Regions from separate parts of the Mus musculus genome. Here region 2 is linked to region 1. The links are chromatin loops, found by intact Hi-C in ENCODE. Cell type or tissue: heart. All regions are shown on one strand. Each heading gives the region's core, and the rest is flanking DNA. Links, peaks and the distances in the headings are about the cores only. Region 1 holds the start of Nsun7 (NOL1/NOP2/Sun domain family, member 7). Region 2 overlaps Apbb2 (amyloid beta (A4) precursor protein-binding, family B, member 2).

Region 1 (12,015 bases), core at 1,262-9,261:
TCTATCGACCAGGGTTTTGCACAGCTGTAATCTCAACAACTGAGAGAGCAGTTGGAGACAAAGCAATCATGAGTTCAAGGCCAGACTCAGCTACACAACAAGTTCAAGGCTAGCCTGGGCGACAGGAGACCTTGCCTCAAAGATAAGCAAATTTCACTTTACTTACCCTGTGGACCAGGTCATGGGGAAGGAAGAATTAACCAAGGAATCCAATGGAGAGTCTAATTCATAGCGCATGGATTTGGACAGCGGTAGTAAAATTGCAAATAAATGAAGAGATTCAGCATGTGTTTTGGAATCGGAGCCATCGGACTTGAGGACTTGACGAATTAGCCATCACTGCATTTAGCAGAGGGGAGGGGAGGAGTCTTAAACCAAGTATGTAGATAGATGGTAGCACCTTCATTGTAACATGGAAGACTTGAGGTTGAACAGTTGGGAAATCCTCTGATAGGAATTTAGAGCTAACAAGTTAGTCTAAGAAAAGAAACTAGCACAAGCACATGGTGGCTCACAACCACTCATAATGACATCTGACACCCTCTTCTGCTGTGTCTGAAGACAGCTACAGTGTCCTTATGTATAATAATCTTTGTATAATAAATACAATACTATAAATATTATACTTTGTATAATAAATAAATTATGTATAATAAATCTTTGGGCCAGAGCAAGCAGGGACTCAGCGAGCAGGGTTGACCGAAGCAAGTGGGGCTGACTGGAGCAAGCAGAGGTCCTAAAAATTCAACTCCCAACAACCATACGAAGGCTCACAACCATCTATACAGCTACAGTGTACTCACCCTCATAATATAAATAAATAATTTTTTTAAAAATAGAGAAGAAAAGAAAAAAGAAAAGAAAAGAAAAGAAAAGAAGAAAAGAAATTAGTCACACAACTGTACCATAAACATGCAGGCACGAGGGTCAACAGGACCTTCCCAGCATGGGCTAGAGAAGTGTAGTAGAAGACAGAATGTTAAAGAAAGAGGGAAGGAAATAGAAACTAAGAGAAAAGCAATAGGAAAAGGGTAAGAGCCCAGAGTCCTTCTACCTTTCCAATTCCCAATGCCGTTTCTTCCCAGGTCCTCATGGGAGCACCTCCCTTTATCAGAACAGTCTCCATTCCTGCTCAAGCTAACTGGCACAGCCTCTCGAAAGCTAAGAACCTTAGTTAAACTACTTTGGTTTTGCTTGGCATGGTAGCACTTGCTGACTGAGGCAGGAGGGTCACCTGAGCTCAGGAGTTTGAAACCAACCTCAGCCATACAGCTCCTTACCAAGAAAAAAAAAAAAAGTGTAATTGTATCTTTTAAAAAGATTTTAATTTTTTCATTATTTGTATGTGTGTTTGAGATAGGGGCACTTGTGCACATGAGTGCAACCTGGCAGAGGTCGGAAGATGACACCAGATCCTCTGAGCTATCTAAGCGGGTGCTGGGGACTGAATTCGAGTCCTCTGTAAGAGCAGTGTGTGTGCTTTTAACATTGAGCCATCTCTCCAGCCCCCCATATGCCTTCATCTTCGTACATATATTTTTCCTACACTGCTCTGTTATTCTCTGCAGCTCGATTATTAAATGCAGGCATTTCTAACATAGGATATTGTTGAGTTGTGTATAATAATAACAAATATGAATGTGACTAACTAATTTTGGATAAGGTTTGCATTTTTTGAAGGTTTTTAAAGAACAGGGTCTCACTGTGTAGCCCATGCTGGCCTGGCACATACAATCCTTCTGTCTCAGTTTCCCACGCACCGTACCAGGATTACAGGCATGGCCCACTAGACCTGATTTTACCTAAACCTAGGGTAGGGGTGGTGGGTATATTGGTAGCAATGCAGCCAGATCCGTGTTATGGTCCAAATGGGGAAGGGGGAATGGGGGAAGGGGAAAGGGGAAGGGGAAGGGATAGAGATAGGGAAAGGGGAAAGGGGGAAGGGGGATGGGGGAAAGGAAAGGGGGAAGGAGGAAAGGAAAGGGGGAAGGAGCAAGGGAGAAAGGGAGAAGGGGGAAGGGGGACATAGGGTTCAGAAGTTCTTAATTAAGCAGTAATACCTTCTGATCTCTGGCTTCATAAGCCAGGCTTTGGCTAGATTTGTCACCTAGTCTGCCGCTAATGAGCTCACACACTGGTCTTTCTTGGAGTGCTGTGTCTTTCCTGGCTAACTCAGCTAACCTGAGCTCCCATCAGCCAGTCTGAGACTATGTTGTGATGGCTGTGAGAATAGCTTTTTTAAAGATTTATTTTTTTATTTTATGTATGCCAGTACACTGCAGCTGTCTTCAGACACACCACAAGAGGGCATCAGACCCCATTAAAGATGATTGTGAGCCACCGTGTGGTTGCTGGGAATTGAACTCAGGACCTCTGGAAGAAAACAGTTAGTGCTCTTAACCGCTGAGCCATCTCTCCAGCTGCCATGAGAATTTCTTAATGCCCGACTGTATCTAAGAGAGACCCAGCAAAGCACAAGAAGACAAAATCAAGGCTACCTTGTAGCATGCTGCTGTATCAGTCTCTAAACCTGTTCTCTATGTGCACCTGGAAAGCAGCTGGCTCAAAACTGATATGGACAGTGAGGTGGTTTTACAAAACCAAAACCAAACGACAGAAACCAGGAAAAGAAAGCTAGGTCCTTACTAGTACAAAGAGGACATATGGATAATTGCTTTCTCTTCTCCATCCCACATCTCATGGCTATGATGGACATGGGCATTACTACATAAAAGGACTATATAGGTTCCTTTATAGTAACCAACTAATAATGTCACTATGTAAAGACCTTATGTAATAAGGTCACTTCTTAGAGCAGCAAATGAAACAAACATACAAAACAGCAACAATTATTATTACACTATTACCTGAATCTTCTGGTCTTGGCTTTTAATAATTTAACTAAAGTGACTTAAATTTTTGCTAAGTATAAAATTCAGTATACTGACAACTCTTACAGACTGTTCTTTCTACAAGACTGTTGTTGCTACACTCTGGTGCTAAAGTTCAATAGTTAATATAACATAACAACAAATAGTATAACAGCAAAGGCTATAGCTAGGCCAGCGACATGGCTGGGTCGGTAAAGTTTGATCCTTAAATCCTATGGAGGAGAAACAGAAGCAACCCGCAGACGCACTCTGGCATTCACACACACACACACACACAGTAGCACAGGTGTCTCTGCACTCTCACACACACATCAGATGCACACAGTGATACTAAATTAAAAGTTCAACCTATACCTAATGGTTTATTGAAATATTATTTTGTGCCTCCAAAGCAAAAATATCAGAAAGTGGGTAGTTTATAAAGAACAGAAGTGCCGGGCCGTGGTGGCATATGACTTTAATCCCAGCACTTGGGAGGCAGAGGAAGGCGGATTTATGAGTTCGAGGCCAGCCTGGTCTACAGAGTGAGTTCCAGGATTGCCAGGGCTACATAGAGAAACCTTGTCTGGAAAAACAAAAACAACAACCAAAAAATCTTCTGGGAAATCATGCTGGAGCAGAAAGGACAAGTCTAAGAGCAGAAAAATTCATTCAGAAACTTGTTTTTTTTTTTTTTCTTTTTTTGTAGTGTTGAGGATTGAACTCGGGACCTTGGACATGTTAGAAAAGCACGTTTCTACTCAACTGCACTCCAGCAAACCCTTCAATGACTGCGTTTTCTGGGGGTGCCTGTGTAAGCCTGTAACCCCAGCATTTGGGAGATGGTAGCAGGAGAATCAAAAGTTCAAAGTTGTTCTCAGCCGTGTAAGCAGTTCCGAGGCTCATCGGGGGCTACATGAGAACCCACTTCAAAGGGGGAAAGAATGGGGACAGGAAGATGGCGGAGTAGGTAAACTGCATATTGTACGGACATGAGGACCTAAGTTCAAACACCCAGCAGCCACGTAAAAAAGCCAGATGCAGCATCCCTTGCCTGTAATTCTAATGCCCAGCAAGCAGAGGCAGGAGGATTGCTGGGGATGGCTGGCCCAACCACTTTCACCAAATCAGCTCCAGGATCAGTGAGATACCCTGTGACTTAAGTAGGGAACAGAATCATTGGAAACTTACCGCTAACCGTCACAGGTATTGCACCCGTCTACACACATGCATGCACACACACACAACACACAACACACACATATACACGTGCGTGCACACACGTGTGCAAATCCCTCATGATTAAAGCACCCCTCATTAGCCTCTATATCCCAACACTGCCACAAGAGAATTAAATTTTCAACATCTGAATTCTGGGGACACCTTCAAGACATCACACCCAGTGCCATTAACACACAGTAATGTTTATCATGCACTAACCACTTATTATATGTCCAATTCTAACTTCACTAGTAATCTGTTATCTTTCCTAAGCGTCCTTTGACATAAGCGCTTAGCCACATGGCAGTCTCCTGTTGATATTTAGGATAAAGAAGAAACTAAAACACATTAGTTTGTTCTTCACTAAACAGATTTTTTTTTCAATTAGGCAAACAGTGAATTCTTGGATAGTGTTAGAATTTCTCATTTGTTACATGTTAGATTTTTTTAAAAGGCTGCCAATTAAGAAGACAATAGTAGCTATTTCAAATTAAATTTAGCTTATACATATACTAAAACTATAAGACATTTGTAATGATTCCCCACATGTTTTGTTTTGTTTGGTTTTTTGGTTTTTTTGGAGACAGGGTTTCTCTGTATAGCCCTGGCTGTCCTGGAGCTCACTTTGTAGACCAGGCTGGCCTCGAACTCAGAAATCCGCCTGCCTCTGCCTCCTGAGTTCTGGGATTAAAGGCGTGCGCCACCACGCCCGGCGATTCCCCACATGTTCATACCTTGGATCATGCAATTCAACATCTTACAATAATTTGATTTAAAGTTAGATATTCAAACTATCCATGACTGTTTGCAAAGGAACTCAAAACACTTATATTTTTCCATAATTTTTTGAGACAAAGGTATCTATAAACTATATTACATAAATATTTCATAAATCAAAATGCTGATGTTGGTTTCACAGGCATGTTCTTTTTTTACCCGTTTAGAAGGTTCTCGACTTCTTGAACTTCTGGTATGGTCTCTTCATTCTCGGAAAGGATGCGGGGCTGGAATTTTCTGTCTTGGAAGTCATACAGCATCACAATGATAAGACTGTTCAGCTGACTTGCCTACCGAGGGGAAACAAGGCACATGAAGAAAGCTGAAGGAACCCACCCAAGGGCTTGAGGTGCGACTCGGGACCTCCCAAGTGTGAGAGTGAATATGGATGGCAGAAATATTTTATCCTGTTATTTTTCATAACAGAATAAGAACATGATCGTTTTTTACACCATAGGGTTAGATTTAGAAATAGAGGAGGTCTTCAAAAGAAAAAAAATATCTAGTTTGAGAGGAAAACCTCAAAAAAGACAATTTGAGGTATTAGGAGTCACGTTGATAGAGCCAGGGTCAAAATGCAAGTCTTAGAAGTAGAAAATAACGTATATTTAAAGATGTCTCAACGTAATGCAAATTGTTATTTAGTTACAGAGGGAGTTTGCATACTTTCTCAACATAATGAGGCCAACTAATTCTAAAAGTTGTTTACTTACGATTGTGGTACTTGAGAAGATATAGCTATCTATTAATATACTTTCCAAAATATCTTGATCTGAAAGACAAGGGAAAAGCCTGCTACCCAAAATATCAAATCTGAAAAGAAAGACTTTAAATTATATACACTTTCTAAGTAATGCTGTAAATTTATTTTCATATCTAATATACACCTCATAATTGTATAAACTGCTAATAAATCATAATTGTAGCACAAGATGAAACAGTTATAATCTTTATGAATCCTGCATTCTTATGGTTCAGGTTCTACATAGATTCAAATCACTATCTGAATAAATAGAGTCGTCATAGAGGAATTCTAACCTTTAATTTATGACCTCTGAAAGACATTAAAGAAGATATAACTAATAATATTAAACAATAGGGGGGCTGGAAAGGTGGCTGGGCAGTTAAGAGCACTGGCTGCTCTTCCAGAGGATCCTGGTTTGATTCCCAGGACGCAAATTGTGGCTCTGAATTAGCTCCATTTCCAAGGGAATTTGGTGCCCTCTTCTGGCCTCTGATAGCATTACATACGCAACCATGTACATAAAAATATTTGAAATGTTAAATGATCTTTCTCTTTTCAGTTTTAAGTATTGCTGATACGTTATATAAATGACCAAATATTAATATTTTGTTCTGGGTTTTTGTTCTGCTTATGAGAGAGGTTAGTTTATCTGAACATCCTTGCTGGTGTTACTTATCAAGGTTTTTGCTAGCCTTGTGATGGGAAGTGTTTCTCTTCCTCTATTCTTTTTTTTTTTTTTTTTAAAGATTTATTTATTTATTATATGTAAGTACACCGTAGCTGTCTTCGGACGCTCCAGAAGAGGGCGTCAGATCTTGTTACAGATGGTTGTGAGCCACCATGTGGTTGCTGGGATTTGAACTCCGGACCTTCGGAAGAGCAGCTGGCTCGGGTGCTCTTACCCACCGAGCCATCTCACCAGCCCCTCTTCCTCTATTCTTTTGCACTTCTTTTATTAGGCATAATTTTAGCTTAAGTATCTGGCACTAATCAAGGCATAGATGAGATATTTAATCTAAGACCTGAATGATAGGAGTTGCCATGTAAGGTTTTGCATAAGGACAGTAGTCCAAACAGCAAAAAACAGAGAAACGACTCCATAGGTGCTGCGTGGAAACTGATAAACATATTTCTGACCCTCCCGCTAGGTTTGTGAGTATTTTATGATACACTTAAACTATAAACATCATGTATGTTTTAGTACAGCAAACAGGAAGTAAGCCCTAACTTTAATCCATTCACCATTCATGAGAAACAAAACTTAGTGATATTGTAGATGCTGGATTTCAATCTTTATTTGGAAAATGAGAAAGCCAAAGAAGACAAATTTTGAAGTGGAGACTACAATTCTCATAGGAAATATTTGCGGGGGAGGGGGCGCTGGAGAGATGGCTCAGTGGTTAAGAGCCCTGACTGCTCTTCCAAAAGGTCCTGAGTTCAAATCCCAGCAACCACATGGTGGCTCACAACCATCTGTCATGAGATCTGAAGCCCCCTTCTGGTCTGAAGACAGCTACAGTGTACTTAGATATAATAATAAATAAATCTTAAAAAAATCTTTTGGGAAACATTATACATATTTAAGCCACCAGCTTTGGAGACAAACTATAATTTCTATCAATGTAACAGACTTGTGACGTGGAAGATGTGTGTCGCAGGGCCGAGTGCAGGAAAACAGTGCACGATGTTGCCAGTGTTGCACTTGTTCTTCAGGACTCTGCAGAAACAGTCACCTCTGGCAGCCTTCCGTATGGTGCAGGAAGCACTAACTTTAGATATCTAAAGTTATATAGCACTCTTACTCTGAAATATCAATTTAAATAACAGCTATATTTTATTCGATGTATTCTATGTTTTGGGCAGGTGAAGGAAACTTGACACCCATATAGATAAAAATAAAAATAAAAATAAATAAATCTACAAAGATACACACACGCACACACACACACACACACGTTGACAGCTCTGCTCAGAGTAGACATATCTGGTTATGTCCTATCTACAGTTATCCTTACACTTGGGAGTTGGCAGTTAACTACCATGAAGGAGCTCTGGAGATTTGAGTCTAGCACTTTGGAGGCAAATTAGAAAGGAGAATCCTATTTACACTTGGCACTCCAAATTAAAGCTATTGGCTAAGAATTGAATAACCCTTTTCGGGTTGACTCAGTTGAGGTATTTACTGTTTAAAGATTATGCTTTTCTTCTTCTGTCTCTCTGCTGTCTCCCTTGGCGCTGTCACACCTCGTGAACATAAAACACAAGGTGCAAGCACACACACACGAACTCGGTGGAGCTACATAGAGGGAGAGGGGATGAGCAAGGGAAGCGCCCCCTCTTCCCATTCATGGACTTGTTCCCTGGTTTCTTTGCTGTTTGTTCTTTTCTTTTTCTTTTTGAGAAGGGCCTGGCTCTATAGCCCATCCTGGCTTGGAACTCCAAATCCTCAAGGCTCAGCCGCTGGGAGTACAGGCCTATACAACCATGTCGGCTCCTGCTCTTTTTAACGACCCCACTATACCTATCTAAGGGCAAATGCAGTCGAATTCTCTAGTCCCCCTTAGGACGCCTTCATTTTTAGACTGTTGTGATACACATATGTTTGAGGAGCTAGGCTGCATTCCATTAATTCCCACTCCCACCCTCCACCCTACCCCCAACCCCCCACCCCCGCCTCCTGAAACAGAATCTCACTTTGTGGCCCAGGTTGGCCTTGTACTACGTATAAGCCACCGTGCCTGGCTTTTCCATTTTCTTTTAGCGCTGCTCTTTAGGAACTGCTATTACTTACACTTCAGGGTACTGAAAGCCAACTCATAGGACAAGCGCTGGAAAGATTCATCCTCGGAGCGGGAGGAGGAGGGCTGCAGGGGTTCACTTCCGTAATTTATTATGACTTTGTCTGGCGACCTTTGGATCCGAATACCCTGAAAAATGTTCGCTGCCGTAACGTACACGGAGTCTGGGTAGCTGGGTTTTTCTAGGACGACGGTTGAAGAGTTTGTATTGGCGACTACATCCCCCGACATCTCCAGGGAAGCGAGTTGGGAGATCTCCTCCATGTTTTCTTGGTCAAAAAGGTCCCTTTCACTCGTTGGGTCCAGCATGTTTGCCCCTGATGTCAATAACTCAAGCTTCAAGTTCAAATCATGTGGTCCAGGGAGATCTCTATCCTTGTAGTCTTAAGCATCGTCTCTGAGAAAAGAGAAGGTTATCTTAGTAAATCTCTGTATCTACAGCACCTATCTTAATTCTCTCTCTCTCTCTCTCTCTCTCTCTCTCTCTCTCTCTCTCTCTCTCTCTCTCTCTCTCTCTCTCTCTCTCTCTCTTTTCGAGACAGGGTTTCTCTTTGTAGCCCTGGCTGTCCTGGAACTCACTCTGTAGCCCAGGCTGGCCTTGAACTCAGAAATCTGCCTGCCTCTGCCTCCTAAGTGCTTGGATTAAAGGCATGCGCCACCACCGCCTGGCTTGATGTCCCCTTTTTTTGTGACCTTAGAGACATGACATGTACTAGCCCATCGGAACATCCCATACTTCCAACTGCAATGAAAACTTGCACAGGGGGTGGGGGGAGGGGGGGAGACAGCTGGAGAACCTCACCACCACAACCACCAGCATCACCACCACCAGCACCCTTTGTCACAGCCCATTAAGGACAGACCCACTAGGTCCCCCTAAGCATCCCGGCATCCCAGGGAGTAAAGGTCCTATCACCTTCTCCGCGAATCCGCCCTTCTCTGGGGTTGGGATGTTTTCCGGGGCTCTGGGGCTGAAGACGCGGCAGCCTCTGCACTTGGGGCGATGGAGGAGGTAACAGGCCCTCGGGAGCCCCGGGAAGCCGCGGCCCGCGGAGGCCGTTTGGTTTAAGTGCAGCCACACCACCCACCGGGTTCGGCCGGGGGAAAGCGCTCGGCGCCCGCGCCAGCTACGTCCAGGGTCCCTGAGGGAGACGCTGCCTCCTCGGGGCTCGCCCTCGCGCTCCGGGGACACTGCTCAGGCCGAGCTCTCGGCTCTCTCCGGGTCCCTGAAAGAAAGCGGAGCTCTGGGTCCCTAAGGGGACACTTCTCGTGACCGTCCCGGAGCTCGTGAGGCAGCCCTAGTGGGTAAGGCAGCAAGGAGCAAGGAGCTGGGTCCACACTGAACCCTGGATGCGGAAATCGGGTCCCTCAGGGTGCCCGGATCTCCATGGCAACGGGAGGGGGCGGGGGAAGGGCTCTGCGCCAGGCTTTCCCAGTGGGAACTGGTAGGGGTGACTCTTCACCAGTTTCTTGTACTCCTGTGGGCAGTTGGCAGCCGTTCAGCCCCACTTGGAAGCTCAGGCCAGGGTTCCTGAGCATTCTGGCTTGGTCTCCTTCTTTAAACACTTAGAGATTGAAGTAGGTGAAGTAGTTCCGGCGGTTTAACTCTCAGGCACCTGAAGCCCGTTAAAATGGAGATGGCTGGACCCATCATCAGGGATTCTGAGTCTAGGCATGAGACTCAAAAATTCGCTTTTCTTTTCTTTTCTTTTCTTTTCTTTTCTTTTCTTTTCTTTTCTTTTCTTTTCTTTTCTTTTCTTTTCCTTTCTTTTCTTTTCCTTTCTTTTCTCTTCTTTTCTTTTCCTCTTCTCTTCTCTCTCTCTCTCTCTCTCTCTCTCTCTCTCTCTCTCTCTCTCTCTCTCTCTTTAAATTTTGTAATCCCTGTATCCCTGTGCAATTAGCCCAAAGGCCATGGTATGGAGGACTCATGCATCTGCTAGCAGTATCTTACCAACTCAGTAAATCTTTGAGAAAGGCAAGGTTTCTGGTAGGTGGCCCCTGTTGCTCATCCCGAGTCCACTTGTAGGCAGAAGGGGGAGGAAGACAACATGCCCATGCCTTCCAAGGACAGGGCTGGAAAGATGCACACATCATTTTGCTTGGTTTCCACTCCAGAATTAGTCACAGAACATGCTTAATAACAAAGGCTGGGGAATGCATCCAACTAAAACTCAAGGGAATTCCTGTAAGCTGGGTGTGGGGGGGGGGGGATTCATAATGACAGAAAGGCGTTGTCCTGTTATATGCATACCTCTTCCCCCTGATTTGAGCAAGTGTTTATTAAATCTTACTTTCTGTTTGCCATTGTGTTCAGAACTGAAAGCAGAAACCAAACAGGACCAGGGACCTGCCATCACAACTGTGACAGTTGGGGAACTCAGATCTTGGCAGCCTTCATTTTTTCATTATTGATATCTGTGTACATACCTATATCTGTGTACATACCTATATTGATTGACCTTCTCTATTCTTTCCAGATATAAAACACACACTCTAAAATAGTTCTGCTAGACCTTTTTTTTCCTCCATTTTTAATTAGGTATTTACTTCATTTACATTTCAAATGCTATCCTGAAAGTCCCCTATACCCTACTCCCAACCCCCACCGCCACGGCCCCCACCCCCACCCCGCTCCCCTACTCACTCACTCCCACTTCTTGGCCCTGGTGTTTCCCCTGTACTGGGGATATAAAGTTTGCAATACCAAGGGGCCTCTCTTCCCAATGATGGCCAACTAGGCCATCTTCTGCTACATATGCAGCTAGAGACACGAGCTCTGGGAGTACTGATTAGTTCATATTGTTGTTTCACCTATAGGGTTGCAGATCCCTTTAGCTCCTTGGGTACTTTCTCTAGCTCCTCCATTGAAGGCCCTGTGTTCCATCCAATAGCTGACTGTGAGCATCCACTTCTATGTTTGCCAGGGATTGGCTTAGCCTCACAAGAGACAGCTATATCAGGGTCCCTTCAGCAAAATCTTGCTGGCATATGCAATAGTGTCTGTGTTTGGTGGCTGATTATGGGATGGACCCCCAGGTGGGGCAGTGTCTGGATGGTCCATCCTTTCGTCTCAGCTCCAAACTTTGACTCTGTAACTCCTTCCATGGGTGTTTTGTTCCCAATTCTAAGAAGGGGCAAATTGTCCACACTTTGCTCTTCTTTCTTCTTGAGTTTCATGTGTTTTGCAAGTTGTATCTTGGGTATTCTAAGTTTCTGGGCTAAAATCCACTTATCAGTGAGTGCATATCATGTGAGTTCTTTTGTGATTGGGTTACCTCACGCAGGATGATACCCTCCAGATCCATCCATTTGCCTAGGAATTTCATAAATTCATTGTTTTTAATAGCTGAGTAGTACTCCATTGTGTAAATGTACCACATTTTCTGTATCCATTCCTCTGATGAGGGACAACTGGGTTCTCTCCAGCTTCTGGCTATTATAAATAAAGCTGCTATAAACATAGTGGAGCATGTGTTCTTATTACCAGTTAGAACATCTTCTGGATATATTCCCAGGAGAGATATTGCTGGATCCTCCGGTAGTACTATGCCCAATTTTCTGAGGAACCGCCAGACTGATTTCCAGAGTGGTTGTACCAGCTTGC
Region 2 (12,015 bases), core at 2,351-10,350, 56 kb before region 1:
GGGAGACACAGAAGCTGCGTTTCCCAGTTCCTCCTGCAGGGGGAGACACAGAAGCTGCGTGTCAGGGTTGTTTGTTCAAATGAGTCCCCTGCAATGGGTCTGAGTCTAAATAGCCAAGGCTATTCAACAGAAGAAAAAATCCTGTTCTCAGTCTTTAGATTTCCCGCTATTGGGCAAAGTTGTTGTCATACACTAGACAGAGCATTTGAGAGGAGTGAGAAATTAAAAGCTCTTGCTCTAAATCAAGATGGAATCAAAGAAACATCACTTGCACATTCTTCCTAAAAGACATTTATTATTGTTGTTATTATTATTATTATTGTCATTATCATTATTATAAGAGCCTATTTTGTCTGAGGTAGGAAACCTGAGACTCCACAGGGTCACTGACTTATAAAAAGTTACTTCTAAAGCTACCTTTGGTAGCAGGGTGAGGAGAGTGTACAAGAGCACCCAGGGAGTCCAAGAAACATTCCCTTCCTGGCGAATGCCTTCCCATGAGAGACAGTGTCCCTCAGAAGCCACCTATAGCTATGAGGGCAATATGGCTGTGACATCTGTCACCTCACTGATAACCATGGTTGATTCAGCTGATCTGGCTGGCTAGACAAATGTACTCCCACTCCCTTACTGTCCCACATGTTCCCTTCCAAAGCTGCATGCCTCATTGAAGACGACCTTCACCCACAGAGGAAGACTGTCCTCTAGTCAAGAGTACACACATAGCCACAGTCCCCTGCAAGGATCTCCACGTAGACCCTCAAGGCCAAACACTGACCATGCCAGCCTTGCAGGAACCCATGACATGACTTTGTGCTAACAGCTCCCAAAACGCACATGATTGCATCTTGGTTAAATGCCATCTCATTTAATCTCATTTCTCCTGAATGCCCTGAGCTAGTGTCTCTGTCCCCTTTTCACTGATGGGTGACCTAGTATGTCATCTAATGCTGTGAGCCTGACACACTGGGAGAGCCTGATAAATTGACAACGAGAAGGTAAGCTTTGTCACGGAAGATCCTAAACCCTGTCTACCTCCTGAGCCTCCTGGAGACTTGAGTTCCCTGATCCTTCAAGAACCCAGGTTCCTTGTCAAACCCTTTGGCTCTGCCGTAAGCAGACTTGTTCAGCTCTGTGGGTTTATCATCCGAGAGACAGAACCAAGACAGACTTGCAGTCACAAGTCCTTTCTTCACTATGGCTCTGCTGTATGACCTGGCCAAGTTCCTCAAAATCTTTAACCCTGTTTTCTCCTATGTCCATGAACAACGTTCTGACGACCTTGTCAGGCTGCTGGTGGGGCCTGCACAGACCATGTGACTGACCCCAGAGCTCAGTGGATAGTGTGTGTTATTGTAGTCACAAACATGAGAGGTGTCACTGTGCTGCTGCGGCTTGGCCGATGAGGTCTCAGTGATTTTCCCTGAATATGGAGGTAGATGTGTAAAATTCACTTGTGCTTGCTGTATAATATTTATACAAGTATCCTCTAGAATCTTCTGCTTAAGATGCCAGTTTGGTGTCGTGCTATGCTATTTCAGCCTTCTTGATTTGTTTTATTTTGTTTTGTTGTTTTGGGTTTGGTTTCTGCTTGGTATGGTTTGGTTTGGTTTGTTGAGACAGGGCTTCTCTGTGTAGCCTTGGTTGTCCTGGAACTTGCTCTGTAGAGCAGGCTGGCCTCAGACTCAGAGATCCACCTGCCTCTGCCTCGAGTCCTGGGATCAGAGGTGTGCTCCACCACCGCCTGGCTTACTCTGTAGCCTTTTATGGCACAAATTTCAAATGTACTCTAAGCTTTCTGGTGGCTTTTCATTTGAGACATTGTAGCTTCCGCTTAGGTTTGTGGGCACAGGCACCACTGCGCCCTTGTTGGAGTATGCCACAAGTATTGTTCTGGGGTGGAGTGTGATGGCTCCCTCAATGCTTTTAGCTCACCATCTGGTGATATACTTGATTGCGCATTCACTATCACTCTCAGCTGGCCTAGGTGACAGCAGTAGCAAGGCTGCTGTGTGGGAGAGAGCAGGTCCCTGTGAACCCTGCCTCTCTTCTCATGGCTTAGCTGTCTGGCACTCCGCCTCCTCGGACTGTTGTTACTCTAGAGAGCACCTGTGTCACTTAGAGGACGCTGCCTCCAGGCCCTTTTGTAATGCCTCTGTCAGAACAGAAAAGGTTAGGAGGCTCAGCGACATCTCTAGGGTCCCCTGGTAACTCTGGGTAGTTCTGAGCACAAAACTCAAAGCTTGCTGTTGTCCTCCCCCCACCCCCACTCCCACCCCACCCCCAGCCTCCAGATGCTCCCAGCTCCTCTCTGTACCCCCTTCCTTTCTTCCCTGGCACTGCTCTGCACCCACACCCCTTCTTGGCATTGCTCTGTGCCTGCACCCTTGAAGTCTTCATCTCCTACCTCTTTTTTTTTCTCCACTTCTACGTCCCTCCCCATTGCCCACTAAAGACTTTGTTAAAGCTCCTGGGTATCAGGGCCACAGCTCTAATTAGAATGTCCAGGAGCCATGAAGCAGGTAAGACTGTGTATGCTTGATTGTTTCTGTATGGTTGGTGGTGGTGGTGGTGGTGGTGGTTGTGGTGTGTGTGTGTGTGTGTGTGTGTGTGTGTGTGTGTGTGTGTGTGTGTGTGAAGCCGGGGCTGGGGCTGGAGACTGAAGATAAGTTCCCTGCCAGTGTTTCCTGCAAACAGTCTCCTGTACTTGACTGTGATATTCTAAGCTTGGTTACCTCCCCCGGCTGATCTGTTGCCTCTGCAAATTCAGCTGGCAACTCTTGGCTTCATCGTAGTGTGGCTCGAAATACACTCCTCCGGGTGATAGGGTGCAGCTAAAATAAGCACAGAAAGGCTATTAATGGCTGCAAAGTTGGGAACCACAGTGGGATGTCGGTGCTGAGAGCTGCGTTGTAGACTGGATACGGTACGGATGCTAACCCGCTGTTTCTGCTCTTCCCTCCCTCATGCCTTCCCGGATTCAGAGAGAGGTAACCGGCGATTTCTCACTTTTCCCCTTCCCTGGCATCTCATGTGTCTGGCAGAACTCACCGCTTCTTCCATTCCATCCCCATCCTCACAGCCTCTCTGCCTCTCAAGGCAGGCCATTGTCTTGTGTAGCCTCTTCTCTTCATCATTTGTATCTGGGCCCCTAACCTACTTCTGTGTGTGGTACTGTTTTGGGAAGGTGATGGGCTGAATGACCAAGAATAACGGCCACCCTGCCAAGTCTCGGGTCTCTCTCACCAGTGGCTGAACAAATGACTCAGCATGTCACGGAGGAAATGTGACGTTGGTCCCCATGTCACATTGGTTCCTGTGATACATTGAAGAGTGACAATTTGGAACTTTGAGGTGTTCTCTTAAGTTTCCTGGGTGACTAGCCATAATACAGTCAATTTCAGTATCAGTTCTTAGCCATGGCACAGCCAGGGAAGCCTCCTGTCCTCCTTGAAGGATGTTATCCATGGAGAGGATATACCCGTGAAATTCATGGTGCTTACACAGTTTCAGATGCTCCAAATGTCAGCCTCCAAATGATGGAGTGGAGATATACACATACACACACACACACATACACACACACACACACACACACACACACACACACACACATATACATACACACACACACACACACACACACACACATATATATATTACACATACATACATATATCTATATATATATATACATATATCTATATGTTTATCCCATTTTGGTAGATGAAGGGCATTGTGACAAGTGCCAGCCATAGTGAAAAGACAAACCCAGGGACGAGTTCCTCTTTGCTTTGGGCTCCCTCCTAGCTACACTCCCTATTGTAGCTAGTGACCATTTTTCTGTCTTGCCCAGTGGCTGGAGATGGGACTAACAGAAGATGTGCCTAAGAGAAGTTCTCCTTTGGGGGGGCGGGGGTGATACACTCTGGGCCTGAGCATGGGGTATAAGCTCTCTTACCTCTGTGCACCACAACTCCTACAGGAGTCCACAGTGGGGAGGTGTCCAGACATTTTGTCGGCTCTTCCCTTCCTCCTTGCCTCTGCGTCCAGGTCTCCTTACTAGGAGACAGCTGTGACAGCTGTTCTGAATATTAACAGTGAGAGTGCACACTGGAGAATGCTCTGCCTTCTGTTCAAGTCTCCTCACTCCTGGCAAATGGTAGAACTTGGGCCTGCTGTTTACACAGTCCACATCTCAGGAATGTTCCCAGAGAGGCCCTGGCTGTGCAGAATGTGTTCACCCCAGGTAGTGAGGTGTTGGGCTGCTCCTTTCAGAACTCAGCATCTTCCTAGACAAGGCAGAAGGAGACACAAGTTTGCCAAGTTGGAACCCAAGCTTTGAGATCCCAGATACCCAGGTCTGGTATGGTTGATGTTCAGTATGATGAAACAGAAAAGTACTGCCCAAGACAGGCAGCAGGCAGGTACTCTAGACCAGCCCTCTAGGGTAGTGAAGTTTCTCGTGTCCTCTTCTCCATCTCCTGTACCTCCCACTCCAAGTCTAATCTGGAAAATAAGTGCAGTCAGTCTTGGAAACAGGATTCATTTGTCTCCTAGGTCCTAGGGGTGTTCATGGCCATATTTTGGTTCCTGCCGGCCCTCTGTCTGTGTTTTGATGCAGGCCACTTTCCAAATTCCAAAACCCCATGCTCAACTCCATATGTGAAGCAAAGGGGAGAGAAATCTTCCTCTAAAGGTACTAGAAGTAGTTATCCAAAGTCCCTGGGCCTGTCTCCTCCTGATTGTGGCCTCACCTTGCCCTCTACAGGGAACCACGCTGCTGGCTTGCAGCTTCCACAAAAAGGTGGACTGGGGGCAGGGGGTAACTGCATGTGGCTTAGGAAGCCATCCAGTCAATGCAGGATTGAGTCAAACATATATCTTTGCTAGTTAGGGTTTCTGTTGCTGGGAGGAGACACTATGACCAAGGCAACTTTTTTTTGTTGTTGTTGTTGTTGTTGTTGTTGTTTTTCAAGACAGGGTTTATCTGAGTAGCCCTGATTGTCCTGGAACTCACTCTGTAGACCAGGCTGGCCTCAAACTCAGAAAGTCACCTGCCTCTGCCTCCCAAGTGCTGGGATTAAAGGCATGCACCACCACTACCCAGCTCAAGGCAACTTTTATGAGGGAAAGCATTTAATTGTGGCCAGCTTACAGGTTCAGAGGTTCAGTCCACTATCATCATGGCAGGAAGCATGGCAGTGTCCAGGCAGACACAGTGCTAGAGAAGGAGCTGAGAGTTCTAAATCTTGATCTAGTACCACATGGCTTCTGTTTTCCCCTTGTCTAGATGTCTGCCTTGATTCTCAGGCAGCTAGGAGGAGGAGAGCCTCTGAATGCCCACCCCACAAGGACACACCTCCTCTAACAAGGCCACACCCCCAATAGTGCCAAGCTTATTCAAACCACCACAACATCCTTCATGGAAGGGCGACTGCGTTCCTGAGCAGGCTTTTCTTTACTTTCTCCTCATCTATAACGGTAACGACCTCTTAGCACACGTTAGTCATGAACCAGCCTTCACAAAGTCTCTGCATAAAAACATACATCCCACCTGAACAAATCTGAACTCCTAGGTGAAAGCTGTCCTCTAGGCTGCGGAGGTAAGAAGTGCCAGTAGAGGAGGTTTGGTGAGACAGTAAATGGGAACGAGGAGGAGAAAGCTCAAGGGGCATTACGTGTGGCTGACGATGTCATCGTGTTCTGGGTCTCCCCAGAAAGGAAGTCAAGCTAACTTCCACCAGCAAAGGAAGGGGGTTCCAGTTTCTCATTAAGAGAAACAAACTAGCCGGGCGTGGTGGCGCACGCCTTTAATCCCAGCACTCGGGAGGCAGAGGCAGGCGGATTTCTGAGTTGAAGGCCAGCCTGGTCTATAAAGTGAGTTCCAGGATAGCCAGGGCTACACAGAGAAACCCTGTCTCAAAAAAACCAAAAGAGAAACAAACTGTGTGTACATATGTATGTATGTACACATATATACATATATATACACACACATGCTCTCTCTCTCTCCCTCTCTCTCTCCCTCTCTCTCTCTCTCTCTCTCTCTCTCTCTCTCTCTCTCTCACACACACACACACACACATATACATGCGCGCGCGCACGCGCTTTGTTTCACTCAGTGGAAACCTTACAACAACAAGATAGGCTGGTTCCATAAGGAAATGAGGTTTCTGGTTTCTATCTGGTTATCACTTCTCAGGGATACTGTAGCAGGGACAGTTAATGTTCGTAGCAGCTAAGAGGTCTTTAGACACCTCCAGTTCACTTGTCAGAGAGAGAAATGCATAAGTACATTCCACACACCCTAAGAGAGTTGCCAGAGAGATTGACAGAGTGAGCCGAGAGGCTGTTTTTAATAGCAGCCCTTTGAATAAGGAATTGTTTATCCGTTCATTCCGTGAAGACTGAGCAAGCCCCTGTAGGGTGATCAGGATGCCGCGGAGCAGAGAATAATGAAAGCAATCTTTGGTTCTTCACTTTGCCATTAAGAAATTTGAGGCTGTCAAAGATGTCTCCACGCTGACATTTTTTCTCTCCGGCAGAACCTGAGGCTGGTCCTCTGGGGGAGTAATTACAGGAGGGAACAGCAAAAGGACAGGAAGGAAGGATTTGGAAGCACACGGGTTCAGTGATCAAACTGCTAGAGAGACTTGAGTCCTGTCAGTGACGCTTGCCGGGGTTTAAGGAGGAGACATGAGGTTGCGGCTGCAAGCCTCCCACTCCCCGTTCTGTAGAACAAAACTCCACAGCTCCCACGGTGGCAAGAGACAATGGAGTAGGATTCTGAGCAAAATGGCCTGGCCCACACCTGCGTTGACAGACAGCCCCTGGTGCAGCCTTCTACAGGGTGTAGAAGCTGGAACAAGGGGTTCCTGTCATCAAGCAGCCCATCTTGGACGGTTAGCTATCTAGAAGAATGTGTGGGAAAACAGAAGCCACGTTGTGACTGGGATCTGGGGACCATTTAGACTAGTGGTGTAGTTTTACATATGAATTGCTGGGGTCCTGGGAAGATGCTCAGCTGTGTGAGATGCCCAGCCACCAGGGGGCAGTAGAGGAGCCTATCTCTAGAGCTATACCACTACTATGGAAACTAATACGCAGAGACTCACTAGAAGATCACTAGAAGACATGAAAGAATCCGAGGTATAAGCATAATGGCCTGTAGCATTGTGGTACTGGCAGGGACAGTAAAATTTTATACCATGCTAGTTGGTACCATTTCGATGATTGTGGAAGTCGAGTAGTCAGATGTGGGAGTTTCTTGTCTGCTTTCATATACATTTGATGAGTTCCAAAGAGAGAAGTGATTTTTTTTAAGATTTATTGATTTTTATGTATATGAGTACACTGTGGCTGTCTTCAGACACACCAGAAGAGGGCATCAGGTCCCACTACAGATGATTGTGAGCCACCATGTGGTTGCTGGGAATTGAACTGAGGACCTCTGGAAGAGCAGTCAGTGCTCTTAACCACTGAGCCATCGCTCTAGCCCCCAAGAAGTGATCTTTTAAAAAGTAAATCAAGAATCAATTCTGATCTAACCAAGATCCTAAATTCCCCTCTCTAGGGTCAGAGTCTAGGAGGCCAAGGTCACTGCCAGCCTCTCCCCTGTGCCTGTCTCCTACTGCTCAGTCTCTCAGCCCTGGGAATGTCCTCCAGCCCCTTACCTGGAACCCCCCCCCACCCCCCAACATTCTACCCCACCTTCTTTAGAGGTTTCTGCACTGAGCCTGTCAGTGCCTTTCCTTGAACATCACACCTTGTTTTCCTTCTGTATTCTCTACGCTTGTCTGCTCTGCTGACTTCAACTAACTCTCCAGTCTGTGTCCCTCCCAGACCTCAAAGACCAAGTAAGTGTGTTGCTGGCCCTCCCCACTGTTGCCCTTTAAGTACCTCAAACTCAGCATCCGCCAGCAGAACGAACATATTGAAGCATGACACACATGTCTGGACACTCGTCTAAGCTTGAATGCCCCAGGTTAAAGGCTGGGTACCCCTTGGGAAATGTGCTGTAGAGATTGATCATAGAGTCCTGGGACAGGATTCTTACAGCCAATAACTACACTATAGCCTCTGCTGTGTGCAGTGGGTAACCAGGGGATCTCTTCCAGACACCCAGGTTCTCAGCTCCCTCCTGTCTTTGTAGTCATTTGAGCTTTATTTGAGCCTTCTTCACCTTTTTTACCCTGGAGAGAGTGTAAAGACAGCTCGCATGTGTATCATTGATGCACCATGGCAGACACACAGAAGGAAACTGTGGAAGTGAATTGACTATTTCAATATATATATATATATATATTAAGAATGCCATACTACAGCCAGGCGTGGTGGTGCACGCCTTTAATCCCAGCACTTGGGAGGCAGAGGCAGGCGGATTTCTGAGTTCGAGGCCAGCCTGGTCTACAGAGTGAGTTCCAAGACAGCCAGGGCTATACAGAGAAACCCTGTCTCAAAAAACAAAAAACAAACAAACAACAAAACAAAAACAAAAACAAAAAAAAAAGAATGCCATACTACAATTTGGGGAAAGTCCTAGGGTGGCTGCATAGTTTCCTGTTGCTACTGTAACAAATTACCGCAAGCATCAGTGGCTTGAAGTAACAGATCTGTTCTCTCAGAGTGCTGGAGGTCAGAGGTCTATGGAGCTGTCATTTCAGGAAAGCACACATGCTTGTCCTTACCTGTGTCCCTGGTCCTGTCCTTTCATATCTAAGGCAGAAGTTGCCTCCCTCCCCTTGGGATTTCCCTGAGTCAGTCAGACAGACCAGAGATGCAGGCGCAGATCCCTAAAGACACTTCTCATAGAGTCCATGAGGTAGGACAAGAGCATCTTTGGGGAACAAGGGGAGCCATTGCTGTGTTTCTCACCACATCAACCCCTTTCTAGAAGAGGGATTCTGAAAACACAGCTTCTAGAACAACCTGTGAAGAGGTGTCTGGACTCACTGCTCACTTACTGAGATATTTGCCCAAGCTCCAGGTCTGAGAAACAAACCCTCTCACCTCCTCAGACCGCTGTGCTGGGGACTAACAGCTATTTTAGGGTGAGTCGGGATGGATGCGTAGTGGAATAAAGTTAGAGGCACACAGACCTCTTGACTCTACAGAAAGAGGCGCTAGGCAGGCTGACGAAGCCTCCTCAGGGTCAGTGAGCGCTCTCACACACGGCTCTCACTGGGATATCTCTGCTGTCATTATCTGTCTAGGAAGAGATAGGCTGCTCAAAATTTGTGAGAAGCCCTCTCCCATAAACCCCAAGGCTGCAACCTTTTCCTTTGGGAAAATGTAGATTTCCAGACCATTGCCCCGAGGCATTCGTCCCCTTCCCCTGAGCAGAAAGGAAATGAAGATTAATAACAATTTTTTTTAATCATGCCTGTGAGGTCACACATGAAAGAGCAGGCAGCACAAAGCTCATGTTTGGGAGAACTGATCAGTGGTTAGTGGTCCAGGTGTGTCCCATCCTCCCTGTAACCTTGGCACAGTATGCTTCCTGCCAGCCATTATCCAGCAGGGAGAGGACGCTGGATCTTAGACGCTTCCATCAGAGAGTGATAATGTAGTGCTGAAATAAACGTCTCTGCCTACATATAAAGATGGGGTTAATATCCAGGTCTGGGGGTCACATAGGTCTAATATGCTTCCCCAAGGCCAGAAGGATTTGTGGGTTTGGAATGCGTGCATCTACCTGATGAGATGGGACCCACAACTCAATGTGACCATTATTTCTACTTTGTGTACTCCTTGTTCACATAAGCTGAAAGCAACGTCAACACCATTTTGATAATTTCATTCAAAAAGTTCCACGGCTGGGTACTGGTGACACACAATTTGAATCCCAACACATGGGAGGGAGGGGCAGGTGGATCTCTGTGAGTTCGGGGTCAGCCTGGTCTACACAGTGAGTTCTAAGATGGCCAGGGCTACACAGAGAAACCCTGTCTTTTTTTAAAAGAAAAAAGGAAAGAAAAAAAAAAAGTTTCATGGTGTAGATTTTTCCACTTCCAGAAAGTTCTGGCTTGAAGATTTGGGGGTTAGGGATGTTGGCTAAGCAGAACCAGGATGAACCTGAAGCTGGTTTGCCTGCACAATATGCTACTCAGTGTTCCTTCCTGTTCCTTAGAGAGGACAGACACAGAGGAAAACTGTGCGTTTCTACAAAAGAGATGGTGTGGCAAGCAGAATTTGCATACTGACAGGATTTAAACAAGCAAGGCATTGTGGGCCAGAGGGCCAGACAGTCCTCAGGAAAATGTACTGGGTAAATTGAGCTCTGGACAGTGCAGGAAGGGCCGAGGGTCACCAAATGAGGGAAGATACCACAGCACGGAATCATGCGAACCCTCTCCTTCAGCAGAGAGAGGGGAGACCTTGAAAGAAAGAATGATGTGGGAAAGATGGCATAGTCATTCCACATCTCTTACAATCCAGACAAGGATGCTTGCACTTTGTGTGCGTGATCCCAGGGCACCTGAAGAGATTTGGCCTCAGAAGCACAGCAGCCAGACCTGGGAGTTGGAAGAACAGTTGGGAGACATTGTGTGCCTTACTGTACCAGCCATCTGGGGATGCAGGAGCTGGGGGAGGCAGCCAAGCACAGGGCTTCCCTTGAGCAGTTCCAGAAGGGAACTGTTGCTTTTTTAGGTTGTGTGTTTCCTTTATAGCGCTGAGGAGTAGGATGTGAAGGCTTTGGAACAATGTGGAGAAGGAACATGCTTGCCTCTCCAAGTCTTCCGACCCCTGCAAACGCCTTTCCCAGACCCGTCCTTCACCCAGTGCCACAGTATCTGTTCCCACCTCCGGGTAAACGCCACCATTCCCAATAGGCACTACAGACATGTGGAACAGACCTGTGTGTGCCTCAGTCCACAAACATTACAAATTCCTGTTATGGTCAGGCCGAGACTAGGCACTGGGAATATGGCAGAAAGCACCTTCACAGAGCTTCACAGACTTGCAGGATGCTCACTGGCAAGTGCAGGATATATACAGAACCTGGAGGGGGCACTGCTGAGCCCAGCCATGGCAATAGAGTAAAGACAGGGTAAACAAAGGCAGGGATAGGTCCATCCCATAATCAGCCACCAAACGCAGACACTATTACATATGCCAGAAAGATTTTGCAGAAAGGACCCTGATATAGCTGTCTCTTGTGCCTGGCAAATATAGAAGGATGCTCACAGTCATCTATAGGATGGAACACAGGGCCCCCAATGGAGGAGCTAGAGAAAGTACGCAAGGACCTGAAGGGGTCTGCAACCCTATAGGTGGAGCAACAATATGAACTAATCAGTACCCCCAGAGCTCTTGTCTCTAGCTGCATATGTATCAAAAGATGGCCTAGATGACCATCATTGGGAAGAGAGGCCCTTTGGTCTTGCAAACTTTATATGCCCCAGTACAGGGGAACGCCAGGGCCAAGAATTGGGAATGAGTGGGTAGAGGAGCAGGGCAGGGAGAGGGTATAGGGGACTTTTGGGATAGCATTTGAAATGTAAATAAAGAAAATATCTAATAAAAAATACATTTAGTTAAAAAAATTTTTTTTAATTTAAAAAAAAAAAAGAACTTGCTAGAATGCTGAGTACTGGTCGGGCTGCAATGGGACCAAGGGATTCAGGAGATGTCCAGGTGAGTTAAGCCATAATATTGGGATCAGGTACAGGACTCTGGCTGGCAGACAGGGAACGTGTGATTTCAGCATAGGAGATGCCAGCGGAGATGGCCCCTGAAGGAGCAGAAGGCACTTAGGTCAGGTGCTGAGGGCAGGTGAGGGTAGAACCTGTGAGGTAGGCAGGGATGGCCTAGCCTGGAGGCGGTGTTCAGAACCAACTCCAAGGCTTCCTCTGGCACACAGGCAAGGAGGTGGGCTTCTCTCACCAACCCCTCTAGCTTGTCACCCTTCCTTCACCCTTGTACCACACTCTGGCTAGAGCTTCTTGAGGTCAGCCATGAAAACAGCAGCACCCATTCTTATATTAAGAGAAGTAATTTCACCTGCAGGGT

Evidence for each region. A loop is a pair of places that touch in the nucleus more often than their neighbours do. Peaks named below come from ENCODE experiments on the same cell type or tissue, not always from the same donor. Only the 100,000 strongest peaks of a DNase experiment are listed, where the experiment ranks them.
Region 2: a loop joins it to region 1, with 3 times the contacts of the local background. A loop is called at or near these places in 14 of 42 quality-filtered maps.

Annotation. Positions count from the first base shown.
Region 1 is chr5:66,257,634-66,269,648 of GRCm38, reverse strand. Nsun7 (NOL1/NOP2/Sun domain family, member 7) reads right to left here and starts at 9,751. Exons shown (of 13, transcript NM_001302833.1): 1 at 9,328-9,751; 2 at 8,405-8,808; 3 at 5,582-5,640; 4 at 5,028-5,158. The coding sequence starts at 8,720. In heart, for the core only: a CTCF peak has its summit at 6,110 (motif pointing left); no DNase peak of the experiment used is centred there; H3K4me3 peaks cover 164 bases; H3K27me3 peaks cover 1,215 bases.
Region 2 is chr5:66,314,577-66,326,591 of GRCm38, reverse strand. All of the region lies in intron 11 of Apbb2 (amyloid beta (A4) precursor protein-binding, family B, member 2), which reads left to right. Among named protein-coding and RNA genes, the nearest start is that of Nsun7, 61 kb to the right of the region's middle. In heart, for the core only: a CTCF peak has its summit at 7,045 (motif pointing right); DNase peaks (open chromatin) are centred at 2,761 and 7,027; H3K4me3 peaks cover 367 bases; H3K27ac peaks cover 1,777 bases.